Linked DNA regions of Mus musculus: region 1 is linked to region 2. A link is a loop called in an ENCODE intact Hi-C map of the cell type or tissue named here. Cell type or tissue: left cerebral cortex. All regions are shown on one strand. Links, peaks and the distances in the headings refer to the core of each region. The heading gives the core; the rest is flanking DNA.

Region 1 (6,284 bases), core at 586-5,585, 110 kb after region 2:
TTTTTTAGTTTGGGAAATGGTGAGCTGCTGTGCCTCAAAGTCCCGGTGTGTGCAGACACACCATCCATTGGCTTACAAGCAGGAGGTGGTGGGATGTTAGCACGAGCTTCGTGGATCATCTGTGTGTCTGCACACACGGGGACTTTGAGCCTTGGTCTCCTCAGTCTGTTCCCAGCAAGCCCAGCATCCTTTACCAAGCTTTGCCTCTTTCCCGTTTTTATTTATATTGTTTACAAAACACGGAGGCACAGCAGCTCACCATTTCCTAAGCTAATTTATTATTAGGCATGTGTATTGTATGGGACACACACACACACATACATACACAGAGATACACACACACACACACACATGCCAGAGGAAGATGCTGGGTGTCTCTTCTATCGTCCTCTTTCTTATTCCCTTAAGAGAGGGTCTCTCACTGAACCTTGAGCTGAACCTAGTGGCCAGCAGATGTTATCCTCCCATCTCTGTTCCCCATAGTGCTCAAGTTGCAGGACTACGCATGACCAAACTTGGCTTTTTCACATGGGTGCTAGCTGAGCTTGGGTCCTCATACTGTGTATGTAGCAAGTGTTTTTCACCCACTGAGCCATCTCCTAGCCAGGGATCCCAAAGGATTTGCTGGAACGGCACGACCTCTCTGTGGATACACTGCGCCTCTGACCTAGCTTGCTATTTGCAACTAAGGGTGACAGACTAGACAGACAAGGATACAGGGGTCGATTCGTCTTCTCTACTGGGAGGTTTTGACAAACAAAGGCTGGCGCCTTAAGTGACAACTGACAGACAGCCACCTGACCCAGCAGCAGAGACCGAGCTCGGTGCGTCTCCTAAGTGTGTATGGTGCAAGAACTATCTTCTTGGGTCAGTTGTCAATTTTATTAACTTGAAACTGACACCCTCCAAACATAAAGGAAGGACTGGAGAGGTGGCTCAGTAGTTAAGACCACTCACTACTCTTGCAGAATTTACAGCCCAAAATCTGTTCCCAGCATCCACTCCAGATAGTCCAGTCCCAGGGTGGGGGGCATCTGACACGTGTAGTATCTAGGGCACCTGCAGTCATGGGCACATACCTTGCCCTACACACATATGCATAGTTTAAAAAAAAATAAAAAGAGGAAAGACAGGGCAAGCATCCCCTACTCCTCTGTATATTTTTTTCCTCTGGTTTCCAATCTCCAGGAAACCCTTAGCAAGTTTCTGGTCCCTCCAGATGCATGGATGCCAGCCCTCTGCCACCCCTGAAGTATGGCACCTCAGGTGTATGTGTGTGTGTGTGTGTGAGAGAGAGAGAGAGAGAGAGAGAGGGAGAGAGAGAGAGAGAGAGAGAGAGCTGCCATAACTGGACCCCAGGGCACCCAGATGTGATTGTGTTTGCATTCCGACTGGTTGGATCACTCACGCCTTGTTTAGTCAGTTCCCCCCACAAACAATCACTCCTGGATGCATTTAAAACCCTGCGGTTCATCTGGGCTGGCTTCGTTTTGAGGAGAGGGAGAGTTCACTTGTCTAGGGCAAAGAGGGATGGATTGTGTAAAAGTGGCAGTGTTCCTGGCCGCCTGCCACCTTGATCCCTTCATTCTCTCCAGGGATGGAGACTGACTCCTCGTGGAAATGCCTCTGAGCCCTTCAGAAGTTCCCGGAGAGGAACCGGGGCAAACCCTGCTAAACACGAAGTGCTCCTAATGGCTTCTCGATTCTCAGAGAACGCTCTGGCAGAGGGGGTGGGAAATGTCTTGCCAGCCCAAAGGGCAGGGCAGCAGCAAAGCCAACACTTACTGAGCCTGTTGGTAAACAAACCCGGAGAAGCCAAGGGAGCTTGGCTTGTCCCCTCTTGCCTGTCAGACAGAATTTAATACCCCCTGTTCCGGCTTTTCTCCCTCCTGTGACCCAAGCTTGCTTAATTTCTGCTTACAGTGTGGGTCTCAGAGGGAAAGACGGGACTGGTCATAACAGAGGAGGGAGTTGCCTCTCCAGGACAGAACCTTATACCAGTGTGGTTTGTGACACTGTCTACTTTACAGGAGCCTAGACCCCAGCTCAGCCAGGTTTTAAATTAAAACCAGGAGGAGATCGGGGTGTAGCTCAGTCGGTAAAGTGCTTTCCTACTATCCAGGGAGCCCTGGGCCCAACCTTTAGCAACCTAGAAACTAGGTACAGTGTTGTATGCCTCTAATCCCAATGGAGACAGGATTAGGCCCATGATAATTCTCTATCATTGGGAGAATTGGAGGTCAGCTTGGGCTACTTAAGACTGTTTAAATAAATAAATAAACGACCCAAACTACCAACCAACCAAAACAAATAACAAAATAGAAACAGGGAAGCTGAGATGGCTCAGGAGGTAAAGGTGCTTGTCGCTAACCCTGACCTGAGTCCAAACACCAGAACCCACATAGTGAGAGAAGCGAACCTGCTCTCTCAAGCTGTCCTCTGAGCTCCATTCAAACCCTGATGCACGTGCCTGTGAGCACATGCTCCCACCCCCAAATAAGATGTAATAATAAAAGCTTGGAATGGCCCTGAGCTATGGCCTAGACATCAGAATTTAGAAAATAATTATGTGTATGGGTGTTTTGCCTGCATGCCTGCATATAAATACTGAATATCTGTGTACCTTGTGTATGCCGAGTGCCTACAGAAGCCAGAAGGGCATATCAGGTCCCACAGAACTGGAATTACAGAGGGTTGTGGCCCACCATGTAAGTGCTGGGGATCAAACCCAATGCCTCTAGAAGGGAAGCGAGAGCTCCTAACTGCTGAGCGATCTCTCCGGCCCTGGCCTCAGCCTTTGAAAGCTCTCCAGCTGACTGCAGTGTGCAGCCGAGGGTTCGAATCTATGTCTCCCCTAGTATGGCAGCTATGGATGGCTGGTGAACCCTGGAAATATGTAAATCCAGACTGAGATGCACAGTAAGCGGGGGTGGGGGGTGGGGGGGGTGGGGGGGTGGGGGGGGGTCCGGGAGGAGGGGAGAAAAGGGGTAGGGTTTCAGGGACTGTGAAAAAGAGAATCTAAGCCTTGTTATGAGTGAGGGTGCCGTGTGGATCTCAGCTGGAACAATGTTGATCTGTCCTCAGCGAGACTGGTACACATGTATGGGCAGGGACACGTGGGCGGTGCCGAGGGGTGGGTCAGAAGTGGAAAGAATCACTCAAGGGGAAGAAAGACCGGGAAAGAGCAAGCAAGCGTGTGTGTCTTCCAGCCATTTTAAGACATCATCATTTCCATTTATAAGGAGAACAAAGCCCCAGTGAGCCCCTTGACACGCCCACGCCCACGCCCACCGGGACACACACTTGTTCTGTTACAGGCCCATGAAGTCACTCTCAGTGATCGCGGAACGGCCAGGGAGGCAAAATCCACAGCGCGGGATAATTGGTGCCAAGCAAAATGCCAAGCCCCTTTCTGTCTAGTCTTCTCAAGAATGGCAAAAGCAAAAACGATCCTCTAACTACGCACAGCTAGAAGAAGCAAGAACGCAACAGGGAGAGGCGAGTCAGCAGGAGACAGACAGACAGACAGACAGACAGACAGACGGACAGACAACCAGGCATAGTTTCCGCAGGAACAGAAACTACACAGAAACGCCTTCTGCCTCCGTGCAGCTGGCTGCTGGCTGAGCCCACTGCCTGGGAACTGGCTGCTTAGTCGGACAGAACCCGCCTGCACCCTGAACCCTGGCTATTCTCTGTCCTTCAGCTGAGTGGCCCCCACCAGGTCTCACCTGTGATGGCTCATTTTTCTGTGTCAACCTGACTGGGCCACAGAACTCCCGGAGATTTGGTCAAGTATTCTAGATGTTTCTAACAAGGCCGTTTTTTTTTTTTTTTTTTTTTTTTAAGAGGCAACAAAAATTTTATCATTTTTGCTTTCCTTTGCTTTGCATTTTCTGGCAGGGTCTCACTGATGGCCTTGAACTTGCCTCTGATCCTTCTGCTCCAGCTCCTGGGTGCTGAGATCACAGCAGTGTGCACACTGGGTTTATCCGGTGTCAGGGGTTCTGCATTCTAGGTAAGTGTCTACATCGCTAGTCCCACAACAAACATTTTAATTGGTGATACAAAGCAGATTGCCTATTCTGATCTGGGGGCGGGAGGCTTATCCCAACATCAGGAAGTCTGAATAGAACAAAAAGACACCCCCCCAAAGTGAGAACGGACTCCCCCAGGGTGAACACCCTTTGGAATGGAAGGGAACCATCAGTTCTCTGGGTTTTGAGTTCCTCCCCACACTCTGAATTTGGACTTCCTGGCCTCTGTAATCGTGAGAGCCTTCTGATGCCTTCTGCTGTCTCCACACCCACATTTCCCTAGTGTTTCTCTAGTGGAGTCCTACGGACAGGGGTAGCATCAGGTCATCTCTCAGTCTGGTCTGCAGCCTACCGGATCATCTCCTAATGTCAGCCATGGTCTCTGACTTCCTGGGAGTGGGTGCTGGAGCTAGGACAGTTCCGTGGCACACACAGCTTCCTGGAATAATGGGAAGTGTACCCCAAAAGTGTGAGGGAAGTGGGCCTGGGAGAGGTGGAGTGTGGGACGTGAAGAATGAGTAGTTACTAGCTTGTCTTTTCTGCTGTACGTTTCCATCTTCCCACAGATGCTCTTACATCTGAATGATGCAGGATTCGACAGTTAGACTCGATTTCTTGATAAATCATGGCCAAAGATGGCCTTGGATTTACTTTCTTGCCTCTCCTGTTATTGTGTTTCCCTCCTACAGCTTCTCTGGCATTTTCTTGCTTGTCTCTGTTGCCCCAGGCTCTGCTTTCTAGACACCCAACTCCATCTTAGTATTTAAAATTCATTTGCCTCACTAGGAAATGACTGCTCTCTTGTTTGATGGGGGCCCTAATAGATACCCACTCCACATGATCTGACTTTTTTTTTTCCTATTATAATTTCGATAATTTTTGCTCTGGTTCTAATTAAACTGGCTGTTCATTTGAGAAGATGCATCAGGCCTGCCAACCACAATAGGAAAACACACGCAATCAAATGCAGAGTTGTGGACCCAGTTCTAACTGATACACCTAGTACACAAATCCTTGTACCTACAGTTCAGGAAGAGGGGGCAGAAAGACTAAGAGCCAGAAGGTTGGGGAGTTTGCTGTGAGGTTGTCAGAAGCTTAATTTATGAAGTTTCCCCATGACTAAGTTACATGTAGACTGTACTGAAACAGAGCTGAAGAAGGACCACACCAATAGACATGCTAATGTGGTCCAGAGAAAGCCCACAGAGCCCTAACCCTGCACAGAGAAGTACAGGCCACTAAGGAAGGTGGAGAGTGGGAGAAACAGTCTTCCCCAGGGAAGAGCATACCAACTGGTTATCCAATACCGAACGGTCGGTCTGAAAACATACAGACAAGTAAACATCCTGTAGACTGGGCAGGTTGTATTTTATACACATACACACACACACACACACACACACACACACACACACACACACAGAGAGAGAGAGAGAGAGAGAGAGACAGAGACAGAGAGACAGAGAGAGAGGCAGAGACAGAGACAGAGACTAAGAGAGAGAGAGAGGCCGGGAGAGAGATCCAAGGACTTCCGGCCTCTGTATTTCTATCTCTGCTCCCATTCTCCTAGCACATATTTGAGCTGACGTGCTGCAGGAGAATGGAGTCAGCCATCCTGGGTCACGTCAGCTCTTCACTCAAAGGTAGATCTCACTAACTCTTGAATGCTAAAAAATCAAAACACGATCAGAAGTCAGAGCTGGGGATGAACTCAGTTCACAGAATGCTTGTTAGTATCTGTGAGGCCTGGGCTCTGTCCTTGAGCCTTGGATAAAATAGTCTGGCGGCTCATGCCTGGGATATCAGCTCCTTGGATATAAAGGCAGGAGGATCAGAGGCTCAAGGCTATCCTTGGCTAAGTGGTAAATTCAAGGCCAGCCTGAACTACATTAATTCTTTATCTCAAAATAAAAAAAGTATATATAGTTTAAAGTTTCTAATGAGTTTCTGTTTTTAAAAAAATCAGATTTTTTAATAGAAGGTAAACTAACAGGCAACGTGGTAGGACCACCTGCAGATGGCCTTGGATCCTTCCCTAGTCATACCTGCCCGGGTACAGTAGTTCCCGCCCTGGTACATAGCAGCCCTGTGAGCTCTGAGAGTTGGTTCTGGCTGTTCTTTCCACCGCTGTACTACCAGGTAAGGAGAGGAACTTTCCAGAGTCCTTAGAGGTGACCCTCCCTAAAACACTTCCTTGTTTCTGAAAAGTCCAAGGTCAAGGGATAAGATTTTTGTGTATTTTACTAA
Region 2 (6,284 bases), core at 833-5,832:
AGCCCAGGTATTTGTGGGCATAGAAGTAAGGGGCCTACCTGGACCTCTGCAGTGGGGACTCTAAGAGTAGGACTGGGGTCCATCTCTTTGGAGTTAGCAGGCTCTTCATCCACAGGGCTTTAGCAGAAACTGGCAAAACAGCTCTGCACTCCTGTCCAAACTCTGCCGGCCCCACCCCGACCCACCACACGCTGGGATCCACTGCAACAGATCATTATACTCACTCTGGACAGGTACAGCCTGCTGAGTTTGTCTTAAGAACACATGAGCCACTAATGGATGGGTGACTGTTGGGAGCCGCCCCCACATTCGCCGTCACAAGATGGCGCTGACATCCTGTGTTCTAAGTGGTAAACAAATAATCTGCGCATGTGCCAAGGGTATTTTATGACTACTTGTACTCTACCTTTCCCGTGACCGTCAGCTCGGCCATGGGCTGCAGCCAATCAGGGAGTGATGCGTCCTAGGCGAAATATAACTCTCCTAAAAAAGGGGACGGGGTTTCCGCCATTTCTCTCTCGCTGGCATCTCTCTGGCTCTGCGCGCCCTGCGCTCGCTCGCTGCCTAAAGATGTAAACAATAGAGCGCGCGCGCCGGAGCTCTGGCTCCTAAAGATGTAATAGAAGGGGCTTTTCGTTTTTTGGGGCTGGGCGCTGGGCGCTTGCCCTCCTGGCTCCCAAAGATGTAAGCAATAAAGTTTTGCCGCAGAAGATTCTGGTCTGTTGCGTCTTTCCTGGCCGGGCGTGAGAACGCGATTAAGAGGTGACAGGCATGTTCTAGGACCCTCACCTTTTAAACCTCAGATGCTCCAGCTTCAGAACCTGACTGCCCAGGTGACCCTGTGCATGGCTCAGCTATGACAACACACACACACACACACACACACACACACACACACATACACACACACACACACACACACATACACACACACACACATACACACACACACATACACACACACACACACACACACACACACACATACACACACACACACACACACACACACACATACACACACACACATACACACACACACACACACATACACACACACACATACACACACACACACACACACATACACACATACACATACACACACACACACACACACACATACACACACACACACACACACACATACACACACACACATACACACATACACACACACACATACACACACACACACACACACACACACACACACACACAGAGAACCTAGAGATTGAAGCAGAGCAGATTAACCAGTGAAAATCACTTCAAAGAATGTGGGCTATGTCTCCTTGTTCAATCCCACAGGCCCAGGCCAGCAGAAGAGGCTCTCTCACCATGGCAACCACAGAAGCCTTAATGACCAACTGCTGTGTGCTGTAGCTGGGGTCTGAAAGGAAAGGCTAGAGCTCCCACAAAACCTAAAATTTGGTCCTGGAAAGAGTCCCCAACCAATGGCTGGTTCCAGGAACGCCCTACAGTGGGTTATCTTGTTGTCAGGGCAAACACACAGCCCTCTGTACCCAAGAGGAAGCCACAGAGCTGTAAGAGGCAAAGTCATGCTCCGCCCTAGGGTTTTCTATGATAGACTGGGTGTTTCTGATGAACCCCTTTCAACTTTTTTCTTGATACCACAGCACTATAGCAGCCAAAGGCTCGAACAAAGGAGTACAGAGTCACGCTCCTGGTAGGTCAGGTCCAGCTGTCTATTGAGGACAGTCATGCTGGGGCAGAGCAAAGCTATGGAGTTCCCTGGCCAAGGCCGGGGTTGGTTTTCTCATGAGGATGCCAGCCTTTGCCATTCAGCAGCAAAAGACATCTGCACTCCAGCGATCTGGAAAACAGGATGGTCCTCCTAATGTGTGCGACACTCGTCACAGGTCCCCACAAGCCTACTGCTGACAAGCCTGCTGCCAACCTCTCGTTCATAGAGGGAAGCGAAAGGAGAGACTTCCACCTCCCTTACCTAGACCAGTGGGGTTCCGAGGCCACCGGGACTACCACAGTGGGGGTGGGGTGGAGGAGGGGCTTCCATAAACACCAGGTTCTGGGCCCAGCACCACAGCTATTGAGCCCAAAGCTCAGAGGTGGGCGGAGCCAATCCCCTCCAACTGACTGAGATGACACCAAGTGGGGTCTAAGCTTCAAGGTTTTCCAAAGGCATCTACCACCACCCCCAACAGCCACCAATGTGTTCCCTGTATACCACAGTTCTTAGTGATGATGTCTGACACTCAGGATCCCCACATGGCCATCTAAAGCAGTGATGGGTACGTGAATCTTTTATCTAAAGATAGATCAAGAATTTTCTAGAGGATACTAAATTGTATTCTGGTCAGCCCAGCCACGGCAAAGGCTGTGGCCAAGTATTTTACCCTAGCTCTTTCAGTGGCTTTATCTTAGTTTTTCTTTCTTGATTTGTTATTTGATTGACTTATTGATTAATGATTGGTTTGTTCCGAGGATAAAACTTTGCACTGCACAGATCCTAGGCAAGTGTTTTACAACTGAGCTTAAACTCACAGCCATCCTTGATAGATAAGGGCAGCCACTCCTGCCCTTATTCTTGCTCATAAATATAACATTGTTTGAAAACTGCCTTTAACACCTCCGGTATGAGAGGAGGCATAGATATACTTAACAGTCTGAGACTTTACTAAGCACTGTCCAACCCCCGTGAGACAGGGAAGGGCAGGATTTTCAATACAGCAGAAAACTGGTAGATTTAGAGATGCATTTGTAATGATGCTACCTGGACACTAGAGGGCGCCATACCCCAAGAGTCTGGATGACCTGGCCCTGGCCCTGGCCCTGAATGGGCTCCACGTGTGGAAGTACAAAACTTAACAGGATAAAAGGTCCCAGATATCCTAGCTGCAAGCCTCAGGATGTAGACTCACATCCAGCTGCTGGAGTGACCAATCAGCAGGTTCCTGGAGGCCCGCAAAGAGGAGTCAGACATGTACCATATGCTCTACTTGCTCCTACGTATGCCAATCACCCACATAGCAAACATTTTCTTACACACATCTCTTTGCAACATTCCCAGACTCCCTTTGTCCATAGATGGGGACTCGGTGGACTCGGTGGCCAAGCATTTATCTCCCGCGTGCTTTAGGTCCCATCCCTGGCTCCACAGGGAGTCCACACTGACTTGCAAGCAGAATGCTGGGAGGCAGAGTTCCTGGATCAGGGAAGCCATAACCCTCTCCCACCCACCTAGGCAAGGCTGACGTCCCTGCCACCAGGCCAGTCCTGCAGAAATAACACAGCGGAGAAGTCACCATTTGCGCGTGGGTATGGGTGGGGGGCACATACTGAACGTTAGCACCCAAAGGCCCCTTCTTCGATATACTTAATAGTCTGAGACTTTTGGGGGGGGGGGGCTTTTCGAGACAGGGTCTCTCTGTATAGCCCTGGCTGTCCTGGAACTCACTTTGTAGACCAGGCTGGCCTCGAACTCAGAAATCCACCTGCCTCTGCCTCCCGAGTGCTGGGATTAAAGGTGTGCACCAGACTTTTCTAAAGCACTGTTCAACCCCAGTGAGAAAGGGAAGGGCCGGATTTTCAGTACAGCAGAAAACGGGTAGATTTAGAGATGCAATTGTGATGATGCTACCTGGACACTAGAGGGCGCCATACCCCAACAGTCTGGATGCCCTGGACTTAAATTTACTTTTTATTTCATAGAGTCTCTTGTCAAAAAACAACCTGCCCAAAATGACTCCCTAGCAGAGGGTGGCACCGTGTCAACCGCAAGAATAGGTCTGTCACAGCCCATGCAAGTCCCAATGAACAGAGACAAAATATAAAGAACCATGTGCTTTGCTCCAGAGAACATGCCATACAAAGACCAACCAAAGACCAACACTGCAGCCGTTCTGAGACTGACCAAGCAGAACTCGTGCTCAGAGCACTCATGCCGTGATCAACCAAGCATCGTGGTCCCAGCACTGAGCACCAGGTGGGACACTTCAGCCAGTCCTGGGGGACCTTTGTCTCCGGGCAAGGGCTCGGTCTCAGGAGCCACAGCAGGGGGACACTACAGCTGACCCTGAGGACTGGAAAGGCTGTAAAGAAGCCACAGGTAAGGGAGCAGGTACAGGTACAGGTACAGGGGACAGGGAGCTACTGCCAGGCCAGGCTGACTACCCAGCGTGGTGAGGAGGCCCGTGTCATGGCCCGCAGGGCTACTGTCTAGTTTTATTTGAACTCAGTAAAAAGAACACTTTCCAGCTAAGGAAACTGTTTGACTCTGTTGTGTTAACCTGCTCCTGTGAACAACACGGCTGTAAAACGGGACTTCTAATCTTGTTTTTAATGAGGACCCTAAAAGAGGAAAACGTGAACAGGGAGGGCCACATCCAAGAAGCACGGGCCCTGAATAATAACACCCCCTCTGGCACCCAGGACCCCTCCTTTAGATCGTAAGGCTTCTGGCCTCACTAGTCACAGCAATTGGTATCTAGAAGCCTCTTGCTGGCAGGGGACCTGACAACTGTCTTGAAGCCAACAGTGCCTGCAGGGCTGGGAGAGACAGGCGGCCACATGCAGGTGTCCCTCGATGTATGACCAACTTACAGCCTCTGAACACAATGGAAACCAAACATCAAAAAGCTACTTAATTCAGCCAGCTGGCCACACACCCCCAACTTAGGGGTGCAGAGCACAGCAGGCTGGGGGTTGTAGCTGGCTGCCCTTGCCCTGGGGTCACGGAGGCCACTGAGGATGGGGTCACATGACAGCCAAGCCAGGGAAGTACCCAGATTCCAATCAGAAGGCAGGCTTTGCACGGAGAGCATTTCGCTCACAGGACAGTAAGGTCAACAGCTCCAGAACAGTGCTGGGGACAGAATGCAGCAAAGGAGAGCCTGCAGAGCACGCATGAGGTCTGGGGTAAAGATGGGTGTGTGTGTGTGTGTGTGTGTGTGTGTGCGTGCGCGCGCGCACGTTGTGGCTTTGTTTTCTTGCTTTAATGGACATTTAAGCAAAGGAAAGTTGGAGCCTAGATGACCAATGAATGTTCTGGGTGTTCAATGAAGTAAGGAGTGTGGAATCAAACACAGGGCCAGCTCCCCTGGTGACCAGCCCATCTCTCTCACCTCCAGCTTTGACAGACACCGCCTATCCCGAGTTGTTCACAAAGAGGGCTGAGTAAACCGGAAACCCCAAGAAGAGGACGAGAGGAACCGGCAGGAGAAAGGACCTGCCTGTGGATGAGCAAAGGGCTGACAGGCAGTGCTGAGCGGCTGGAAGAGGGAAGAGAAGATGATCTTGGAGCGAGGTCCCCAAGCTCAGACACAGAGGATTGCTTAGAAAAAAAAAAAATGACAGCTTTTGTCTGGGTTTGAGGTGGCAGGCTCAGAAGATAAGAAGGAGGCCTGTGCCCAACTCCATGGGCTTCCCTCGAGTCTCGCTTGGGCACTGCTGAACACGCCTGGCTGAGCGGACCGTTCTCCCTCTCCACCAACCTCATGGGGTCTCAGGGAACTGCCTAAGGAGTTACCTAGCAATGCAGGACAGGATGGGAGTTAGCTCTGTGTTCCTGTTATTTACATTTTAAAAAGGTAATGCACACACACACACACACACACACACACACACAGCTTCTCATTCCACCCTGTTAGAACAAACCAAAACCAAAAAGATTAATCATTAAAACTTTAGAAACCTAGTACCTAGGCACCGGGGTAGCCCGAGGAAATAGCGGCTTGTTCTCAAGGAGATGGGGCAGAAAACCTGCCTCTGTATCAAAATGGGAACCTGCAGAATGAGCCCTGTGTCTCTGTCACAGCGATGTGATAGGGACATCTGCCAAGACTTTCAAGGAGACAGACGCTGGGTAGGTTTCAGCTTAGGCCACTGGCAACTCTCCTGTTCTCCCACAGTGCGCGCTAAGGGCCCTACTACCCATAGGCAGCCTGCTCACCTCCTGACACTTCTCAGCTACAAGCTCCTACCCCCAAAGGAATGACCCTTTGGGTTAAAAGCTCTGCAACCCCCCCACACACACACACACACACACACACAGTAGTTCCACACTTAGCAATCCATAAGCCAGGGCAGTTGGCTCTCGAGGCTGGGCCATGAACTCAGAAGAGGACAATGCAGCTTTTTTCTTTTGAGGAAGGTGTTTGCTTAACACTCTGCCCTCTGAAGGCCAAAGAGAAGAGCCGGGCTGTGAAGGCAGGACCAAGGATCAGCACCCAGAAGGCATCCCAAAGCCAACACCCCAGGGGGGTCTGCAGCGGAGGAGCACGGCATGAGCAGGGGGTGGGGAAATG

What was found. Peaks named below come from ENCODE experiments on the same cell type or tissue, not always from the same donor. Only the 100,000 strongest peaks of a DNase experiment are listed, where the experiment ranks them.
Region 1: it touches region 2 in a loop (4-fold over the local background); 28 of 42 quality-filtered maps call a loop at or near these places.

Annotation. Positions count from the first base shown.
Region 1 is chr11:113,281,931-113,288,214 of GRCm38, forward strand. All of the region lies in intron 7 of Slc39a11 (solute carrier family 39 (metal ion transporter), member 11), which reads right to left. Among named protein-coding and RNA genes, the nearest start is that of Gm51927, 24 kb to the right of the region's middle. In left cerebral cortex, for the core only: no CTCF peak of the experiment used is centred there; DNase peaks (open chromatin) are centred at 1,605 and 3,250.
Region 2 is chr11:113,172,729-113,179,012 of GRCm38, forward strand. All of the region lies in intron 1 of 2610035D17Rik (RIKEN cDNA 2610035D17 gene), which reads right to left. LOC115487747 (a long non-coding RNA gene) reads right to left here and starts at 355. Exons shown (of 2, transcript XR_003949613.1): 1 at 225-355. In left cerebral cortex, for the core only: CTCF peaks have their summits at 2,770 (motif pointing right) and 3,631 (motif pointing right); DNase peaks (open chromatin) are centred at 1,775, 3,049, 3,641 and 5,828.